2 separate regions of the Homo sapiens genome follow, and region 1 is linked to region 2. Evidence: chromatin loops called from intact Hi-C (ENCODE). Cell type or tissue: PC-9. All regions are shown on one strand. Links, peaks and the distances in the headings refer to the core of each region. The heading gives the core; the rest is flanking DNA. Region 1 overlaps DHRS9 (dehydrogenase/reductase 9). Region 2 has its middle 7.0 kb from the start of ABCB11.

Region 1 (2,810 bases), core at 259-2,758, 54 kb before region 2:
TAAACTCCTACTATCCCAGCTTGGGAAATTAAGAAAAGATGACCTTCAATTTGTGGTCTACTTTGGGACCGTGACTTTGGCTGATCTCCAAGTCCTGACTTGAAAACTCTAGTGAGAACAACCAGTGTAAAACTGAGCTCAATGCCTTTTGGTATTTCTGAGACAGAACACATGAACCAGGAACCAAGCCAAAAATAATTGGAGATGGAAGTCAGTGATATATTCAAAGGCATTTAAAAAGTATCGGTATCAATATCAAACAGAGAAAGCTCTTTTAAATGAGGGGTTTTGTTTCTGAAGTATTAAGTTCCATCTTAGATGGAACCTACATAGAACCTTCAGAGTCAGGAACTGAAAAGTAGAGTATTTGATGGCAGTGGCTCTAAACCTATAGTGGCATGTCAGCACTAAGATGTTTGTAAGACCAGACATTTCAGTTGATATATAGATAATGTGTGTACCTCTGTGTGTGTGCATGTGTGTGTGTGTGCGTGTGTGTGTGTTTAGGGTAATGGTGGTTGGAGGAGTCAGTCATTTTAAAAACCTCTCCAGGTGGGTCTGACTTGGCTTTCAGCTCTGCCTTGAAAACTCCTGACCATGAACCTTGCCACAGTTGACAGTCTTACCAAGTCCACTGATTAAGAGGCCTGAGCACAGTTTGGAGGGAAAGAACTACCCATAGTTAGGTGGAACCCTGCTCAACTCAAAGCAGGAGGTCAGTGAGTACTTGAGGAATATCAAGTAAACTTTAACCGACCCAAGAAGTTTGTGGCGGAGGGGAAAGCCTGATAACAGGAGTGTAACCAAAGTCCTTAATGCCTTGTTCACATTATAGTGCCATGGCCAAGCATAAATGGCACGGTCAGGCTGCCTGGGTCCAAATCTAGCTCTTCCACTTACTGGTGGTACAATTTTGGTAAGTTATTCTCTATGCCTCTATTTCTATAAAATGAAGACGATAATAAGAGTTTTTTGGGGGATTTTAAATGAGTGTCCCTGTAAAGCACTTAGAATGGTGACAAGTACATAGTAAATATTTACTATTTGTTAGTTGTCATTATGTCATCTTTATTATTATTCTCCCATCTCTGACTCAATCTCTTGACCAGGAAGGCTCCTGGTGTCTTCCATCTTCTCCTCCATGTGTTCCTGCTCCAGAAAGTTTCCACCCAAGTAATTATTTCCTGTCCTTTCCTCTTATTCAAACCTGACCTGCCCCATTAGGGCTTAACCAGCCATGCTCTTTTCCTGGTCTAAATTCCCTGGGGAATTAGAAACCACACCATCTAGCACCATTTCTGGGCTGTTAGATTACACCTAAGAAGTAAAGGATTAATTTTATTGTGTGCTACATTATTTCATTGTTTTACATTCTCGCTTGGTTACTTCTTGTTGTCAACTAGGTTGTAAACTAAAGGTCAGAGGCTGAACCTTTTCCATCTTTTGTAACCACCATAAATCCTTAATGCCAAGTGTACAGCTGGTGCTTGAGGAAAAGAGGAGGTATGGCAAAGGTGAAGACCGTGGCTCGACTTGCCTTCCTGGGCTCAGGTCCAGGCATGACTAGGAGGTGTTGTGTAATCTTGAGCAGGACATTTCACTTTCTCAAGCCTCTGCTCATTACTCTAATAGTTTTTGAGGAGTAAATAATATAATTCATAAGACACTTAGCAGATAACTTGGCAGTTTGTAATTGCTCAGTAAATGTTTATAAACAGAAGCAAGAGATGACACTGAAATTAATAGGAGATCCCTGATCCATGGTTAAGATCCTTATTGGGGTATTACTCAGAACCTTGTTATTTCATCTGTATTTGAATCTCCTTCATGCTGTTCAGGACAAAGAATTCTAGAGGACATTGGCACCGCCCGGAAACTCACTTTTTTCAATGTAACCTTCTCCATATTGTTGTTTGATGTCTGGAGACAGCTGCTCCCAAATGGCGAGTTTTTTTTCAATTACCTTTACTGGATCTGCCAAGTTTGTTTTGAACAATCCTGGTTCAATGCATGAGACGTGCACACCAAAAGCTTTCATGTCCCGTCTGTGAAAAGAACCCATTGAAGATGTTTAATCCGGGTTTGTTTAGAAAATATTTGCTATTTGAGTGACTATTTTCTCACGAATCTTTTCATGGAATCACAGATTTGGGTGCATTTGAAAGAAATATCTTATTCTCTCTCCCTTTCATTTTGCAAGTGAGGAAACTGAGGTTCAGAGTGGTGAAGTGAGGACTAGTTAACGGCAGGACAGGAAAGGGATCTGGGTGGACACCACCCCCAGTCCACTGTTGTTCTTCCTAGAGTGTTCTCCACGCTCTCATCATTGACTAAGTGGACATTCAGGTTATGAACAGGTTTCTTATCAGTACTTAAACCACCTTATGGTGAAATGAACTAATGATAGCCTGGATGGACAAGTTCACCTCCATTCTAGCAACATAAGGAGATTGCAGCACAAATGAGGATGTGCTGAAGGACACAATACGATAATCCCTGATGTGACTAACCTGCTCCCTATGCTGTTGAGCAAGTTTTATTTTATTTTATTTTATTTTATTTTATTTTATTTTATTTTATTTTATTTTATTTTATTTTATTTTATTTTATATCATGCTGCAGCAGAAAACTAAAAGCCTACTCATTCCCTAGGCATCAAGGTTTTACAGGAATCATGGTGCCCCTTTCTTTAAAGCAAACCAATATACAGATGTTCCTGTGGGGTCACATCCTGATAAACTCATTGTAAGTTGAAAATATCCTATGTCAAAAAATGCATCTAATATACCTAACCTGTCAAACATCATGGC
Region 2 (2,810 bases), core at 59-2,558:
GCAACATGGCAAAACCCCGTCTCTACAAAAAATATAAAAATTAACCAGGTGTGGTGGTGCATGCCTGTAGTCCCAGTTACCTGGGAGACTGAGGTGGGAGGATCGGTTGAGCCTTGGAGGTCAAGGCTGCAGGGAGCACAGATTGGGCCACTGCACTCCAGCCTGGGTGACAGAGTGAGACCCTTGTCTCAAAAAAAAAAAAAAAAAAAAAAAAAAAGCAACCAACATTGAAAGTTATGAGGAAGGATGTCAAACTTAGTAGTGCTGTGAATTTTTACCAGTATTTTAAAGTGAAAAATTTAAACTTGAATGTTTGGGAATTTAGGGTATAGTAGGAAATATCAGCAATGTTAATAGGATTTTATGCATGAAGAAGTTATAGAAAATTTATACATTATCTTATTTTATTCACATAGCAGTCTGATCACACATGGTCCAAGGACACTCAAATAAGAAGTCAAATATAATCAGATGTTAAAGGCTGATTTTCAAACATTATAGCCAATAACACCTTGCTCACCTGTGATCTCACTGATATAAAACCATGTCCGCACCTCAGTGGCCTGCAAAACATTCAGCACAGCTTTTTAAAATATAAGCTATTTAAAGCACTGTTGATCATCTTATCCAGGCTCTAAGTATCTGCAGTGATCTCGGCAGGGGTTGGAGGATCCAACCTCTCCTGACATAGTGTCAAAATGTGGCCAAAGGAGGTTTCCAGTAAGTGTGAACTAAATGATGAGAACTCATGGACACAAAGAGGGGAACAACAGACACTGGGGGCCCATTGGAGGGTGGAGGATGGGGGGAGGGAGAGGAGCAGAAAAATTAACTATTGAGTTACTAGGCTTAGTACCTGGGTCATGAAATAATCTGTACATCAAATCCTCATGACAGGAGTTTGCCTATATAACAAGCCTGCACAGGTACTCCTGAGCCTGAAATAAAAGTTAAAAAAAAAAAAAAAAAAAAAAAAAAAAGTAGGTTTCAGGAAACTCACAGCAGTGTTTGTCAGAGCCCCAGAGCCTTCTCAGTGAGGTAACAGGCAAATTGGACTGTGGTTCTAGAATGGAAAGTTCATTACCCCAATGGCTGGCTGAATTGGGCATAGATATAAGACTGATAACAAGAAAGGATTCCAGGAAGTAGAGGTGTGGAAAGAGATTAGTGCTTTAGCCATGAATTTGAATTGGCAGTGACACATGAGAAATCTGGGGTGAGGGAGGAGAGGGAAGTCAATAATCATTTGGGTGAGGGATCACTCAGCGAAGCCTTGAGAAGTCATCGGAATGAAGATTTGAGATGAGTCATTGAAGAATCACTTAGTTGTACTGTTCTTTCCTTTTCTCAGTTTTCTTAGCTGGACTTCCTTTTTTTTTTTTTTTCCTTTCTTGTGTCATTTTCTCAATTCCCTATAATAAAATCTTCAGAATATATGAAATTGTGTGTGTGTGTGCGTTTGTCTATACCTTTTTGCAAAGTAATAATGCAATTTAATTTCTGAAGCTATCTAGAAATGTAAGAGATATCAATTGGCATATAAAAGACCATCTCAGTAATGACGACTTCATTATTTTGCATTGCATAAAACCTGGAGGTCTTTGGTTAGAAGGTTTGTTCACTGGTTCAGTCATACCACCAAGGCTCAGGTTCTTTGTCTCTCTCCATCCTGCCATTCTCAGCATGTGGCTCTCCATTATTTGGTATGCCACCTCATGGTCACCAAATGGCTGCTGCATCTCTTGATATCACATTCTCACACATGAGTGTTGAAAACAGAAAAAAAAATCTAAGGGCAAAATAACTTCTCTTGTTAAAATGCCATCTTTTCGTCAGAAAAAAAAAATTTCCCAGAAGGATCTCCACAGATTTTCTTCTTATATTTCACTGAACAGAACTGGGTCACATGTCTTAACTCCATTCTATCAAAAGGAGTAGGGGAATGGAATGACCATGACTGATTTAGACTTTGGAGCTGGGGCTAGGCCTGGAGCCCACCTTCCCTGAATGTGTTTCTTTCCAAACTTAGGGTTTTGTTAGTAAGGAAGAAAGTACTAACATCAAATAGTGACTGTCAGACAAGATAGAGTAAGGCAATTGGCAAAGGTCTTTAAGGAGCAACTTGGCTTTGTGGAGGGGGTATATGTTTGGAGCCCTGTGGGCTTGGGCTTAAATCCTACTTATCACACGTGCATCTTTGGACAAGTAAATTATTTAACCTCTGAATCTCAGTTTTCTCATTAACCGGAGAGATGAGTTATTATCTTGAAGAGAATAAATAAGTTACTATGTATAAAGCACTAGCCTAGAGCCATTTTGTCCTACCTCAGTTTGAGGTTTGGTGCCCAAACTCAGGGTCCCTGTAGTTAACTGTTCTTAATCATTGTTTTTTAAAATTGTCACCCCCAAATGTGTGCCTAGTCAGTGAGAAGCAATGAATTAGTGGCCCAGGTCTAGACAGCTTATGGCTTCAGAGCAGTGTTTCACAACCTAAGTTTCCTGGAGTCGTGAGGAGTCACCCAGGGTTAGTAAGGGTGGAACTGGAAAGTTATGAACAGCCATATGAAACATAACAATAAAAATAATATGTCTGCCTTCCTTTTTTCCCCTTCAAAGATAAAAATATTAGTTTAACGACATTTATAACAACATTTACTTAGATCGAAAAGCTCATATAGAGAACTGAATCTTGATTTCATGAGGCAACTAGATTGCTGACCAAAGATGTGTTGACTAATTTGGTGAAACTAGTTTCTTATTACCTAAGCATGTTGCATTGAGTATGAATTGCCTTGCTTTAAGCTAGGGAG

What was found. Hi-C counts contacts between places; a loop is a spot of excess contacts. Peaks named below come from ENCODE experiments on the same cell type or tissue, not always from the same donor. Only the 100,000 strongest peaks of a DNase experiment are listed, where the experiment ranks them.
Region 1: a loop joins it to region 2, with 3 times the contacts of the local background. A loop is called at or near these places in 6 of 110 quality-filtered maps.

Annotation. Positions count from the first base shown.
Region 1 is chr2:169,091,025-169,093,834 of GRCh38, reverse strand. DHRS9 (dehydrogenase/reductase 9) reads right to left here. Exons shown (of 5, transcript NM_001376924.1): 4 at 1,882-2,045. Among named protein-coding and RNA genes, the nearest start is that of DHRS9, 23 kb to the right of the region's middle. In PC-9, for the core only: no CTCF peak of the experiment used is centred there; DNase peaks (open chromatin) are centred at 1,454, 1,764 and 2,384; H3K4me3 peaks cover 709 bases; H3K27ac peaks cover 2,154 bases.
Region 2 is chr2:169,036,933-169,039,742 of GRCh38, reverse strand. No RefSeq gene overlaps it. Among named protein-coding and RNA genes, the nearest start is that of ABCB11, 7.0 kb to the right of the region's middle. In PC-9, for the core only: no CTCF peak of the experiment used is centred there; a DNase peak (open chromatin) is centred at 1,112; H3K27ac peaks cover 2,071 bases.